Linked DNA regions of Mus musculus: region 2 is linked to region 1. A link is a contact called in ENCODE POLR2A ChIA-PET data. All regions are on one chromosome and are shown on one strand. Each heading gives the region's core, a stretch centred on a gene start or an enhancer-like site at or near the end of the contact. The rest is flanking DNA. Distances are from core to core; before and after follow the strand shown.

Region 1 (2,779 bases), core at 71-2,570:
AGGGGCAGCATGCCCTGAGTGCCTGGAGACTTGGGGATCTCACTGTGGATCCTCTCTCTGCCCGTGGTCCTGAGAGACAGGGCTCACAGTGACTGACCTGAGGTACCAAGCATAGGTAAAGGGGTTCAAGCCAGGAGAAAAAGCATCTAGGTTCTGGGATCAAGTGAGGTCTCCTGTACCCCAGCCTCCTGTACCCCAAAACAGCTCCAGTGAAGGAAGGCAGAGTTTCACCTGCCTCCTTCGCAGCAGGAGAGCAGGGAAAGTTTTAAAGTTGCTGGTTCAAAACTTGACCTTGATCCCAGGGTGACAGGACAGCACAGAAGTGGCCTCCTGCATGCTCAGGGTTGGACCACAAAGCCCTCAAAAAAGACAGGAGTTGCTTCTGGGAAAGGCTAGGTGGCAGAAGCCATACTGCCCAAGGGCTCAGCCTTTTTCTACAGGAAAGGAAGGAGGGAGAGAGGAAGACGGAGGCAGAGTCTCTTCTACAGAGACAGTCTTCACAAGATCTAAGGACTTTCCCCACTCTTCAGCATAATCTGAAGTAGGAAGACCCGGTGTCATTAGCTTTAGGGCAAAGGAAAGCAGGCTCCAACTCCAGAGGTGGTATCGTCCCACGTTCCATAACTGCCTGGGATTCAGCAGGGCTACCTTCCTAAGGTCAGAAGTGGAGGAACGAAGAGAGGTCTTGGGGAGAGGTTAAGGTGAGAAACCGGATTCCCATGATCCTTGTCTCTAGTAGAAGCCTAGACATCTGACCCAAGCCTTTCTCCCTTCTGCACTGATTGGGGCAACTCCCACAGCTACTAAAAGATGATAAGCGGGATGGGTCCTAGGTGTCAGATCTCAACACACCGTGGAGATTCCTCTCCTGGCTACTGCAGGGAGGTACTGAGAGCCCAGCAGAACCATCCCCTACACACGCACACCCGGAGCACAAGGGGGTGGAGCCGGACAGTGAGCTAGAGACCGGAGGGCACTCACGTCCCCGCGGGGCTGCAGAGACGCCGCGGGCCGCCCCCGCCCCGCCCCGGTGCGGATCCGGGCTGGCCGGCCGCCGCCGCCTGTCCCCCCAACCCCCGCCCCTCTCACTCACCTCCGGGTCCAGCGGCACCAGCTCCATGAGCGGCCAGGGCTCCTTGAGCTGGGCGAGCGGCATCGCGCCGCTGCCGGACCGCCCGCGCTCCTCCCGGCGGCCCCGGGCAGCGCTGCCTCTGGGCCACGGGGTCCCTGCTGCTACACCGAGACCCCCGCACGCCCCTGAGCCCCTCGCGCTCTGGATGGGCCGTCCGCCGCCGCCGCGGCACTCGCACTTCGGCTCGCTCCGTCACCCGGCGCCGCCGCGCCCATTGGCTACCTGCGCGGGGGCGGGGCCTGAGTAGCCCCGCCCAGTCCCCCCACGGCGCGGCATTCCCGGCGCGGACCCCCGCCCCCAACGCGCCGGGAGTCAGCCTTGCCTTCACGAGAGACCCCAGCCCACTGTCGGCCCTGCCCACCGGAGGCTCCGCGGGTTCCGTTTTCCCGGGCTTTGTGCCGCTTTGCAGACCTCGCTGGGGCCTCCGTTGTCCTGTCCTAGCAGCCTTTGGGATGTTAACCCAGATGTGCCTTCTCCCTCCAGGGGGAGGGGCTGCCACCCCACATTTACATGGGACGTCCTGGGCCTGATCCCGACTGAGGCGTGGAAGGAGCCTGGGCCTTGTGCCCTCTGGCTCTCAGCTCTCCAAGCCCTTAGGATCGCCCCCTTCCGAAAGCTTGTGCACATCACGGGAGCCCACACTTTGGGGTCTCCATGTGATCCCCGGGTCCCAAGCCAGCCAGCGCCAGGACCCACAGCGCCCCCAGGGTGATTTCCTAATACGCATTTTTTTTTCTCCTTCCTAGTCTGTTGTGCCCTATCACTTGAGGGCGCTGGTTTCAGGCCAGGTCCGCGCCTCTTCCGTGGCAGACCAGATTGTGGTCTGACTTGAGCAGGAGTCCCTGGAAAGAAGGCAAAATCCAGTTCTGGTGGGATCAGGATTCTCTCCAGTAAGATTTGGCCTGCTCTTAAGGAGATTTTAGGCCCCAGGTGTCGTGAGACTTACTCTCAGGTGAAAGACAAGCTGGCTCGTTTATTAAAAGCCTCCAGCGAAGACAGGCGTCATTGATAGGGAATTTATTTTTTGTTACGTTTCCTTGCTTGGTTATGGCCATGGAACCCAGGCTTTGCCGGCCAGGTCGTGTTGAGTATCTCCGACCTCCACCTTCAGGCAGCTTGTGATTTTTTTTTTGAGACTCCACCCCATCCTAGTAGACACCCTAAGCTATTTATCCGAAGTCACACAGCAGGTCAGGAGCACACTGGTGTTTAAAAGAGTGTGGGGTGGGTCCGTGGATGGACTCAATGGGTAAAAGAGCTTGCCTTCCCTGAGTCTGATCCCCAGGCCCCATGTGGTGGAAGAGAACCAACTCATAAGCAGTCCTTTGACCTCCACAAATGTGCACAGGGACAACCTTCCCCGATAAAGACATTTTAATGCAGTACATTTTTAAGTGGAGAGAAGTCACTCACGCCTCTAATCCTAGCAGTAGGGAGGCAGAGGCAGGAGGATCTCTGTTCAGGGCTAGCTTGGGCTACTTAGCCAATTCTAGGCCAGCCAGGGCTACACAGTAAGAACCTGTATCAAAACAAAACAAACAAACCCCCCAAACCCCAAAAACCCAACTAAGTAAATAAATAAATGAATAAATAGAAATAAATTTAATCCAGGAGATTCAGGCCAGAGGATTGTGACTTTGAGGCCAG
Region 2 (2,779 bases), core at 145-2,644, 80 kb after region 1:
ATGTAAAAGCCATCTTTCACTTTAGTCTTAAGCATCAGAACGTGGGACAACAGCAAACACCTCTAGATGTGCAACAGCCACCATATATAATGCAACGGGATCACAGAGATCCGCCCCCAAGTGGTTCCCAGTATCAGGTAAAGATCAGGAAATAGACGCATACACTTACAGCAGACAACCTCGCAGATCTTCTCTGTGGCTATTAAAAAAGAAAGTAAGAGGAATAAGCACAGGTCTCCTCACTAGTCAGCTTCACATTAAAGAAAAGTTAATGAGACAATTCGTGGTCATTTACTACCACAGAACCTTGGTAGCTACTACGCAAGGCTTTGTGCGTTGCCCTCAATGGATAAGACTCACCTCGTCCTTCACCTTGGTTTTGTCTCCTTTAGCATCCCCTTCAGCCTACAAAATGATAAAAAGACCAAAACTTGTAACCTCGGAGGCAAATCTCAGAGAACCGGAACTTAACAGCAACCGTCAGACCCCATTCTAAAAACGCATACACCCAAGTTTTATATAAGAAGCCTTAACGGGGATAAGGCCCAACTAAAGTCCGAGACGCACGGAAGACCGGGCAGGCTGGCCGCAGAGCGCGGGAGAAGCTGGAGCCTGGCCCCACAGGCGCTCGGAGCCACCAGCGCCAGGCATTAACAGCTGCAGATTGTGCAAACAAACCTCTCCGGAGGCGGCGCCTGGCGCCGTTGCCATGGCAGCCGTCGAGGGCGGGAGCTCGGGGAAGCCGTGGGCGGGGGCGCGCGTCTCGTGCGCCCGGAACGTGGGCGGCCGGGGAGGGCGGAGCCACGCCGCGGGCCCGCCCCTCGCGGACGCAGTTTTGGCGGCAGCGCGCTCCCCCGCCCGCCCAGCCGAGCGCCGCCTTCCCGCCCTTTCGGGTTTGAATCGCCCGCTCGTTCGCTCGCTCGCCCGCGGGAGGAAGGGAGGAGGGGAGGGGGCTGCCGGTGGGGGAGGGGGCGCGGGCGGCCACAGGGAGCGGGATAAACAGCTGCCAACATGGCTCCTCCTGCTACCGCCACCGAGCCTCCAATATGGCTTCTGGCGCCCGCGGGCAGCGCGCCTCGCACGATTCGCCCCGCAGCCGGACTCGGGCTGGAACCTCGCGCCGCGCCCGACCTACCGCCGAGTCCCGAGCCCGAGGCTGGCGGTGGTCCCGGGGCGCCCGCGCGCTCGCGCCACGTACCTTTCTTTTGGGCATGGTGGCGGCAGGGGACGTCGGCGCTGAGCACGGGGATACAGCGGCGCGCGGGTTTGCTCCGTCCGGGGGTCGTCCTCGCTGCTTCCTCACACTGCTCGGGCTCCGGGGGGTTTATAAAGTTTTTATAGCGCTGGGAGCCCCGGACCGGTTAGAACCGGATTTCACCTCCCGTCGCCGCTCATTGGCCCAGTTGGGGTCACGTGGGCGGGGTTTAAACTCACCTCCTCTGGAGTGAGGAGGGGGTGCAGGGGGAGGGCGCTCGAGACGGCGGCGCGCCTTGGGGGAGGGGGCGCGCCTCGGAGTCGGAGGTAATAAATGAGGGGCGCGCGAGGCGGCAGGCTTGGGGTTCCGCTCCCGCCCAGACCTGGCTTTTGCAAACTACCAAGTTCCTTCCACCTTATGCAACCCTTCTACCCACTTCTCCAAGCCGTGCGACACTGGGCACATCTCGGCCGCTTTCCTTCCTGCTCCCGCCGGGGCCCCAGCAGAGGGGTTTGTGAGGCCTGGCCGCGCCGCCCAGCTCCAGAGGCGGCGGGAAGCGCGCCGGCCGCAGCCCCGGGGACCACGGGCTCCCGTGGGCTGAGAGCCGGGAGGCTAAGCTTGGCGCAGTCGGACGTGCATCCTTTTGAGTTGCCACCTTGGGGAGTCCCTCGGTGTGCTCACCTGGAAAGCAGTCCACGGGATGTGGAGGTGTGGGCTGGGAGGGGAGACTTTCCACACAGGGATGCCTTTCGGGTACAGCGGGGCAGGTAGGAGCTGTCCTTTCAGCACCTACTGCTGAGCCGCCTCCCCAACGTTAAACAGCCCCCCAACATCTGCCTGGTAGCTTCCTTAAATCCCCTCTGGCCCCTGTCACAGAATGGTGGAGAAAAGCCGGCGCCCCAGCCCGGGAGCACGCCCCTCCCACTCGGCTCTCTGGGTCTGGGCTGCAGCTACCCAGCTGCCCCCACTCAGCAGAGGCCATGGAACCTGGGCTTTGCAGATGCCACAGCTGGCTAAAGCCCGCCTCACACACCATCGAGCTGGCTTGCTCTCGGTTGCGTGAGGAAAAGGCGGTTGAAGGGAAGCGCCGGAAGATTAGGAAACAAGTAGATGAACAGGTGTGATGGCAGAGGGGCCCTTCCAGGCCACCCCCGCCCAAAGTCCGGCCTTCTAGAGCTAGCTGAGTGCACCCGATGGAGGGGGCCAACTGCAGCAGTAAAGCAAAACCTTCTCTCGTTTGCAGTTACCACACAAACCTTGTATCTCAAAAAGAAAATTTTAAATTCTTTTTGACATCCATAACACAACTGGCTAACATCTGCAATAGGGTGTTTGGTGCTCAGGCGGAAGGCACAAAATAGGTCCCATCTTAATTTCTGAGGCAAGGGTTGAAGCTAGTTTGTAATAGCCATGGCAGCAGAAAGCAGACATCTGCGAATTCAAATCAAGCATTTTTCAGCCTTTGCCTCTGGACAACAGTGGATCTGCCTCTCCTTTCCACGCCCACAGTGGCTCCCGAGGCAGCCATCCTCCACCCCACCCTGTGCACCTTTCCCAGAATACAGGTCCTGGGGCTGGAAGATA

The links. ChIA-PET counts read pairs that join two places held with the same protein, here RNA polymerase II (POLR2A).
Region 2: POLR2A ChIA-PET joins it to region 1 with 10 read pairs in embryonic stem cell. The contact joins the promoter of Hmgn2 here to the promoter of Rps6ka1 in region 1. POLR2A ChIA-PET finds 5 or more read pairs at or near these places in 4 of 5 experiments (Patski and embryonic stem cell).

The regions. Positions count from the first base shown.
Region 1 is chr4:133,886,477-133,889,255 of GRCm38, forward strand. Rps6ka1 (ribosomal protein S6 kinase polypeptide 1) reads right to left here and starts at 1,321. Exons shown (of 22, transcript NM_009097.5): 1 at 1,094-1,321. The coding sequence starts at 1,156.
Region 2 is chr4:133,966,597-133,969,375 of GRCm38, forward strand. Hmgn2 (high mobility group nucleosomal binding domain 2) reads right to left here and starts at 1,395. Exons shown (of 6, transcript NM_016957.3): 1 at 1,199-1,395; 2 at 361-405; 3 at 170-199. The coding sequence starts at 1,213. It overlaps Dhdds (dehydrodolichyl diphosphate synthase), which reads right to left. Exons shown (of 9, transcript NM_001362959.1): 9 at 2,432-2,779.